2 separate regions of the Homo sapiens genome follow, and region 2 is linked to region 1. A link is a loop called in an ENCODE intact Hi-C map of the cell type or tissue named here. Cell type or tissue: psoas muscle. All regions are shown on one strand. Links, peaks and the distances in the headings refer to the core of each region. The heading gives the core; the rest is flanking DNA.

Evidence for each region. Peaks named below come from ENCODE experiments on the same cell type or tissue, not always from the same donor. Only the 100,000 strongest peaks of a DNase experiment are listed, where the experiment ranks them.
Region 2: a loop joins it to region 1, with 2.0 times the contacts of the local background. A loop is called at or near these places in 1 of 110 quality-filtered maps.

What each region holds. Positions count from the first base shown.
Region 1 is chr4:182,678,431-182,682,836 of GRCh38, reverse strand. TENM3 (teneurin transmembrane protein 3) reads right to left here. Exons shown (of 28, transcript NM_001080477.4): 8 at 2,961-3,171; 9 at 2,488-2,589; 10 at 2,100-2,294; 11 at 823-1,023. Among named protein-coding and RNA genes, the nearest start is that of DCTD, 240 kb to the left of the region's middle. In psoas muscle, for the core only: no CTCF peak of the experiment used is centred there; a DNase peak (open chromatin) is centred at 2,236; H3K4me3 peaks cover 677 bases.
Region 2 is chr4:182,477,433-182,481,838 of GRCh38, reverse strand. The region is part of intron 3 of TENM3 (teneurin transmembrane protein 3); the gene reads right to left. Among named protein-coding and RNA genes, the nearest start is that of TENM3, 240 kb to the right of the region's middle. In psoas muscle, for the core only: CTCF peaks have their summits at 1,827 and 3,246 (motif pointing left); no DNase peak of the experiment used is centred there.

The sequences.
Region 1 (4,406 bases), core at 333-4,332:
CACACTAGAATGGCATCTTCTCAAACCATAACTTATGAGTTATGGAATTAGCTCATGAGTTGCAACCAACATTTGAAAAAAATAAAATAGGCTTGAAAAAAATCAGCGTGTATCACTTTGTAAAATGTTTATTTCAATTATGTGAGTATGTGCATGTATACTTATACTAGGTCATGATGATAGTTCAAGGTCAAAAAATTAGAAAGCCATTGTTCTAGAGGGCAGACACGATTTGTTAAGTCTTTCAGTCTTACAGGGCCTATCACAATGCCATGCACATAGTAAGTGCTCAATAACAACTTGGCTGATTGAATGAAATTACCTTGTCTTATTTCTATTATAACCATGTTATTATGATTAAAAACTCAGTGTTGAACCATTTATTCATATCATAATGTCTATACCTGTATACTCTTTACTGTGATGTTTAGCCTTATATTGTCAAATGATTTTTTTAAATTGAGCCTTCCCTGTTTATAAGATAATGTGCTTAAATCCCCAAGCTATACTTAAGATTTTAGAGAGGTTAGTTTTGGTTAGTAGTTCCATAAATTGAGAGTTAAGAAGATATGGTATCTCATGCAGATGAAAGATGAGTCTCCGCATAATACTAAAGGGGAAATTTTAGTGACAAACTGGCTAAGCCTGGTTCCTTCTTTTTTATAAGGCAACTACATATCATTACTTTTAATATTTATTTCCATAAAGAATCACTTTACTAAAATTTGTATTAGGTTTAAAAAGGGAGGTTTAAAGATTAAAATATCATCTTTAGCCAAACAGTATTAAGCAACTCGATTGTACTGCATTTATTAACCTCACCGTTTGAGCAGTCTGGGCCAGTCCAGTTAGGGTCACACGTGCAGGAGCCACTTTCTTGAAGATACGTTCCGTGGCCGGAGCACTGGTCTGGACACATGGTCTTCAGTATTTCACAATTGCTACCTCCCCATCCTGGACTGCAGTGACATTCCCCGTGGATACACACACCATGATTAGAACACCCAGGGTCTATACAGTCAGCTGGTGTAAAGAAAAGAACAATTTTATTAAATCCAGAAGATATCATAGTGCATGCAGAAAAAAGAATTAAATCCTAATCTAATTTATATGAACATTTTGGAAAATCAAATATTTATCTACCATTTTCAAGAACTTGTTTCTGAAAATGCAAAGAATTATAATACAATAAAGCATTAAGATCCAGCCTAATGCCATTTAGGTAATTGAGACTCTTGCAAGGATTTGTAATTTTCCTGAATTACACACACAGGCTCTTGAGGTTTCAGACTATTGCTCTCTGTTCTGCCTAATCACAGAGTAATAAGTATTGCCTTCTCTATAACAAAATCTGTGACCACTGAGTACTGACAGCTGTATGGGATCCTCACACTGTTTGAGAAATAAATGAGTTGCATACTCTCTATCCTTCTTAATTCACTTCAATGTGCTTTAGATGACGAGATTTAATTTAGCAATTTGACTCAATAAAACTTTACACTTGTAGGGTCAATGGCCTGAAAATTTAATTCCAGAGACTTAATTGCATTACTTTGTGTGTGCAGATCAATAAAATCAATTTGATTGAAGAATGGAAATGGTGCTTTTTTGCTTTCTGAAAAAACAATTCACCTGCACTTTACAGTATGGTATCTCGACTCTCATCATTATACGTATACAGCTATGGAACACATCCATGATGTCATACTTCTTTTAGGTAGCATATTATGTGTACTACTCTGTCTTTCTAGAGATGTCAAAATGCTAGATTTAGAAGCTGGCATCAATGTAAAAAACTATAAAAAGAAAAATAAAATCAACCGTCCGCTGTTAGTTTCAAGGCATAAAGGTTTGCTTGCTTTCTCAGAGTGAAGAAAAGGAATGATTCACAGTGCTGAAAAAGAGCAAAGGGGCCCTTTGGTGCTTGTTCTTTTTATTAGTTAAAATGTTAGTAAAACAATGCATTCATAAACATGGATTTTTCAAAATTGCTTTCAAAAGGAAGCGTATAAAAGAGATCTGCCCAACTAAAGATTACAGATACAATCTGTTTCTTTATGAAGATAACAACAGACTTCTGTGAATATTGACATGTTTACCTTCTTCACAACTTTCTCCTTTGTATCCTGAGTTGCAAGCACAAGAGCCCATGATACAAATCCCACGACCCCCACACTGTGGGTCAATACACTGGGTAGTCGGCACATCACACTCGGTGCCCTTCCAGCCGCTGAAACACAGGCAGCGGCCCTTGGAGTACTGCCCGTTGCCACTACATAACACTGGACAGGCGGCTGTGAAACAAGACACGACAGAAGAATTACAGCCACACTTTCCACCGAGCTTCCGAAAGAAAAGACACATCGCTGGAACAAGCAATATGCCAGTCTCCCCCCCCCTTTCTTTCCTGTCTCGGTAGTTTTTGGAATCACTTGTGTTTCTACAGCTTATTTATATCGGCTTAAGAGAAGAATCTAACTTGCATACCTCTTGAACAATCCGGACCCAGAAATCCTGGAAAACAATGGCAAGTTCCAGAAACGCATTCTCCATTTCCATGGCAATTTCGGGGACATTCCACCACAGACTCTGAAGAAAAAGGAAAGAAGGAACACTTGTTGTATAGCCTGCCTCTTGCAAAAGATAAACGGTATCACTTTGATCTTCATTTATGCTAGATAATTTGAGTAGTAAAGCAAAGCACTGTCACTTCAAATGCAGATTTTCAAAGTGTTTCATGACATATTCTCCTCTCCCAAGGTAATTCCAGAAAATATTTTCTCCCAGTGCTTCACAGTTTGTCACATATTCCCAAATAAAGGTTTAAAAATAATTCTCACATTTTACCTGGGCTTTAACACCCTAGGAATTACCCCAAATTGGTACAGATAATTTAGTTTTTATTAAACACGGCGTTTAGGCTATAGCCTGGAAAATGCTGCTTTGAAGACTATTCTTACCTATAACAATGGTATTAAAAGACACCTGCTCTGCATTTTTCCCATCATTATAAAAAGCCAGATGCCAGATTCCAGAATCCAAGTACTGGATAAAGCCGGCCTCATGAAGGCTGACGGATCTCGCCTGCCGCCCGGCTCTCTCCGTCTCAAGCAGGCTCCGCTGCTCTCTGGCAATCAGCCTGCTGCCATCCAGGAGCTCCACGAAGTCATACTGGGGGGAGGACGAGGAAAAATAGTCAGAAAGATAAAGGGTGGCTGCTTCTCTCTTTTTTTTTTTCTCTTCAATCTGTCTTCCTTTGCTCTAACAAATACAATGTTAGAAAGAAGTTCCTGACAGGTCCAAATGGTAGAAGTCTCCCATGCATAGCATTTACAAGGAGGACGCAAACTATTCGCCACACAGGGCTGGATTCAAACATCAGGGACCATTTTTTTCCCTTATTGGGCAATATGGTTTCCAAATTTATTTAATTCTACTGACTGATCAAAAGTTTGATGAGTTTAGGCAGTTTGGGGATACAAACATAAAATCTACATGAACTGACATTTCCAATCCAGCAGGCTTATTTTTAATGCATTAAATTCATAATTGATATATAATAGTCGTACGTATTTTGAGTGCCCTCCCGGCCTCTGGTATCCATCATTCTACTCTTTCTTTTTTTTAAATTTTATTTTAAGTTCTGGGGTACATGTGCAGAATGTGCTGGTTTGTTACATAGGTATACACGTGCCATGGTGGTTTGCTGCACCCATCAATCCATCATCTACATTAGGTATTTCTCCTAATGCTATCCCTCCCCTAGCCCCTGACACCCTGACAGGCCCTGGGGTGATGTTCCCCTCCCTGTGTCCATGTGTCCTCACTGTTCAACTCCCACTTATGAGTGAGAACATGCGGCGTTTGGTTTTCTGTTCTTGTGTTAGTTTGCTGAGAACCATCATTCTCCTCTTTCTGCTCATTCACTTTTTTAGCTCCCACATATAAGCAAGAACATGCAGTATTTGACTTTCTGTGCCTGGCTTATTTCACTTCACACAATGAGCTCCAGTTCCATCCATGTTGCCAGCAACCTTGTTTTAGTTAGACCACAAGATAACCCTGTACAGTCTTCTCTGATTTAACATTCATGTAGCAACAACTACTGTTGAATCCTTACTCCGTGCTGGTTCCTCATAGGAACCCTCGTAGGAAGGCTTTAACATTTGCACTTTACAGGTGAAGGAATCTGAATCTTGAGGAGGGTAGCAGGCTCTCAGACATCTGGTAATGGTGGGGTTGGCTTGTGAACTCAAGAGCACTTTGCTCCAAGTGGGGTCATTCCTCCCACCCTACTCCACCTCTCTTGTGACCCTGATGTGACCATCTCAAGCACCATGGAGAACGCCATGGGCTTTACTTAGTTATTGTTAGATTAGAAACATGTAACAAGATGCCTTTACATC
Region 2 (4,406 bases), core at 200-4,199, 200 kb after region 1:
AATTGTATTGTATTTTATTGTATTGAGTGAGTGATTGATTTTTGAGACAAGAGTCTCACTCTGTTGCCCAGGCTGCAGTGCAGTGGCACCATCTCGGCTCACTGAAACCCTTGCCTCCTGGGCTCAAACAATTCTCCTGCCTCAGCCTTCCCAGTAGCTGGGACTACAGGTGCACACAGCCATGCCTGGCTAATTTTGTGTATTTTAGTAGAGACGGGGTTTCACCGTGTTGCTCAGGCCGGTCGTGAACGCCTGAGCTCAGGCAATCCGTCTGCTTCGGCCTCCCAAAGTGCTGGGATTACAGGTGTGAGCCACCGTGCCCGGCCTATAATCATATTTTAAAGTAGAAAAATAATTTTAAAAAAATCTCAACGTAAGTGTAAAGGTGAGGATTTACCCTACTGAATAATGAATCTTTAAGCACAAAAGATTGTTTAAAACAGATAACTAACAGGAGCTATACTTATTTCATAAGAATTTCAGAAAAGTCAAGGTAAAGTAAAAGAGAAAATGAGGTGTCTTCTTTATTGTCACAAAGTTCAAGATAAAGAAAAGCGATTTAACTTTTAGGTTTATATCTGGACTTTCTCTTTAACTCCTTGTTTATTGTTACATTTAAATCTTGATTTAGAAATTAGTTTTTCAGTCTGTTTCTTTAAAAAATATATTTACGACTTGTTATAGAAACTCTCTTGGCCTCTCTCTGAATTATTTTTCAGAGTCTGTGTTACAAATTCTCAATTATTCACTTTGGCAAAATGCAATTTCTCAACTTCTAACCCCAAGCAATAGATAAGAGGATTATATTAAAAAAGAAAGAAAGAAAGAAAAGAAAACGACTCTTCAAATAGACTAGTATTTAACAGAAAAAAAGGAAACTCTCTCAACTACTTGTGCCTTTCAAACTCAATAAAATGACTCCGTATATCTCAAAATCAAATACCCAATTCTCTGTTCCCTGAAACAATTGCCTAAAAATATGTCAGTTCAGATTTGACATAATAAAACCATATTTTAGTCATTGACAGAAAATTCATATTGTGTCTAGAGATCCACCACATAAATTCAGAGTTAAAATACAAGAAGCCTAAGAAAATTTCATAAAATATCTATATGCTTTGATTTTTCAAAAAAAAGAAAAATTAAAATGATACAACCAATTGTTCATTAAATAGTACTGTTTTCAAAGATACAGAGTTCCAAATAGAATTAGAACCAAATTTTAACTTTTCATCTTTACGAAGACACTTTTTAAAATTAAATATATATGCATATATATGAATTTAAAGCAAATGTGTTAATATATTAGTTACTTAAGGCCTACAAGCAAACTTAAAAACTGTATTTCAAAAACAATTCTTTCACACTTTGGCAAAAGGAAATTGTGATTTTGAAAAACATCATTAGAAAACTGGCCTGCTGTGTTTCTAGGATATTTTAGCAAACAATTAACGATACCAAGAGCCTCCAGCAGCTATATTTGCAAAAGGCTTCAGTTTGAAAGACTGGGAGAGTGAAACTTAAGATATCTTGCTAAATTACTGTAAAATTCTAGACTCCACTCAAGATTTTACTTGTTAAATTATTATTATTGGTTTTATTTTTAGTGCCAATTTCACTAAGGAAGCTTAGCATGACCAAAATAAGTGAATCTTCCACACAGCTCAGAGAGATTAAAAATGTGATATCTGGAAAACCACTTTTAAAATTCTACAATAATATAGATCGTAATTCTCAAAACAGAATACTGTTGATACAATTTTTGAAACTATAATCAAATACTTCCTGTTGCTATCCATCATACCCAAGGAAGAATACAATATATTAATAGATTATGTGAAAAAAAATAACTATTCTTTACTTTTGTCTTTTCTAAATACATTTATTTTCTAAACGTGCAGGCAACACTTCAGGGAAAAAGACTTTATAATTCCATCCGTTTATTTGTTTTTACAGAATATCAATATCATAAAAAAGGTTCTTATATCTCAGAAATCCTAAATCAATATATATTGGGTTTTCCCTCACAAGAAAATTATACTCCATTAAGAGATCAAAAATATTTACTTCTAATTTTGAAGTTACGTAGAATTCTCCATAGAATGGAAAATGACAAAAAACAATTTATCAGTAGATCCTATGGTTATTTATAAAGAGTCAGAGTACTGTAAAAATAGTATTTTCAACACTACAAATGAGGATTATTACTTCAGTTTCTAAAGAAATGCCTCCCTCAATGCTTTCTTCAAACACTCAAATCCCAGCTTAATAAAAACAAATGGCATTCCTCATTTCTTCAAAATTACACATTCGATATCATAAGCCTTGCTGTTTTAACAAGATGCTACACTTTCCAATTTAGTAATTAAGTACTCATAAGCCTGAGTTTAGGCTGCAGTGTTCTGGGGATGATGGGCTGACTATAATAAATATATTTATAATCGTCAAATTCATGAATTTATTTATATTAAAATAAAATAAATAAAAAGGTAAGTTAATATAAAAACGTAGCCTGACTAATCCATAAAAGTGGTCTTTGGTATTTCATCACAGAACTAAATAAATTATAAACATGTATAGTATCATTAGAAAATTTTAACATTTCTATCCCTCAGTAATTCTACCCACTTCTGAAAATTACAGACTTTTAACTTGCCAAGCTAAAAGACTGTATTTTGTGTCTAACAGGAAACTAAACTGAACACTTAACTATATTGTTAAGGAAAATTATGACAAGTATTGGGTCCAAAGTATTTTACGTACTGAATCTTTTAGTTTCCAACTACAATTTTCAAAAAATTGAAAAACATTTTAAAAGACAAACATTCCTTCAAGTAAAATATACTAGTAAATAAAATGTACCAAATAAGAATCTATCCAATAAAATTTAGCCAACAACCATCAATCATAAAAGTCTTCCATTCCTAAAATAATCCCCACCCTAATAAAACAAAAGGAGTACTTTAAAACCATACATTTCTAGAAACTCTGCATGATTAAATAATATTTTATCTATAATATCATAACTAGTTTTAATATAACCAACACAAAATTTAAGTATAATCCATAAAGATTTGAAGATAAATTTACCCAGGTTTGTGTATTTCCTTTCTGGTTGAAGAGCAGACATCTAGATAAACTTTCCAGGGTTGATATTCTAGAACAATAGTACAAAAGCCTAAAAAAATGCTACAATGGTATATTTATTAACATATAAATTTTTTTACTGCCCTCTAGTGGCAAAGAGTCAAGTCACTGTATAAGGATGAAAGCCTGTGATTGGGAAGACTCACGGTGAGGGCTACAAAAAAATCTTGAAAAATAGTACAGCAAAATTTTACACCATATGGCACACTTCTTTACAGGAGATTAATTATTAAAAAAAAAACTCTACATATGAAACTCAAATTTTTTTCCTAAAAATATTATAAGAATGACATAAGCAGAATGAATATTAGCAAAGTACCGTACATCAACCATTAAATATTTTAACTGGCACTACAATGGCACTAATATTTCAAAAAATAAAATAGTCAATAAATTTTCACATGACATTAGAAAAAATTTGACTAATTCTTTAATTTTACTGGACTGGTTATTTTTAGTGTTTATTTTTAAAGAATGAGAGTAGTATGAAAATAATATTTTCAACACTACAAATGAGGATTATTACCTCAATTACAAAAGTTATTTTTAATTTTTTAAAATTCAAAATTCTAAAGAAAAGTGCAAAAGTGTTTAAGTTCCACAGAAACAAGTAAGCTAAATTAATATTCAGATTTGTTCCTGAAAGACATTTTACAGTTGAAACAGTTCTCACTATGTGTAAAATTGACAATTGGTATGATATAAAAGTATATATAATCTATAACTAAATTAACATTTGTTCTGCTTTGTACCAAATTAGTCACAGGTTCTCTCCAGGTATTTTCCAGAGCATCTGCATAATTTTATTCATTATTTTTTACTTTGTTTTTCAATATTCACTTTCTGTAATTAAAAATATGATTTAAAGACATAAAGTATGATTTTATTTGATTATTAAAAATAAGTATTAAAAAATAAAGTAGATGAACTGCTGTTTATCTGTGTATCTCAGATGTGATTTGTTGCATCTCAGATACAAAATGTATTAAACAGCTTGTGCTATGTAAAGAAAAGTATAATCCTGGAAACTTGGGTAATTTAATCATACAGCTTGTCTTAGGGGAAAATCATAGAATGCAATCAAGAAATAAAGAACGAAAAGACATTATAAACCTGACAGGAAAGTCACTGGAGGAGGGATTCAGGAGGCCGGTGGGAGGGCCCTATGCAGACCCATTCTGAAAGTTTTTAACCTTTAGGAACTCTGTGACCATAAAAAATAAATTTAGGCTTGATATTTGTGTTTACTTGTTTGCTTT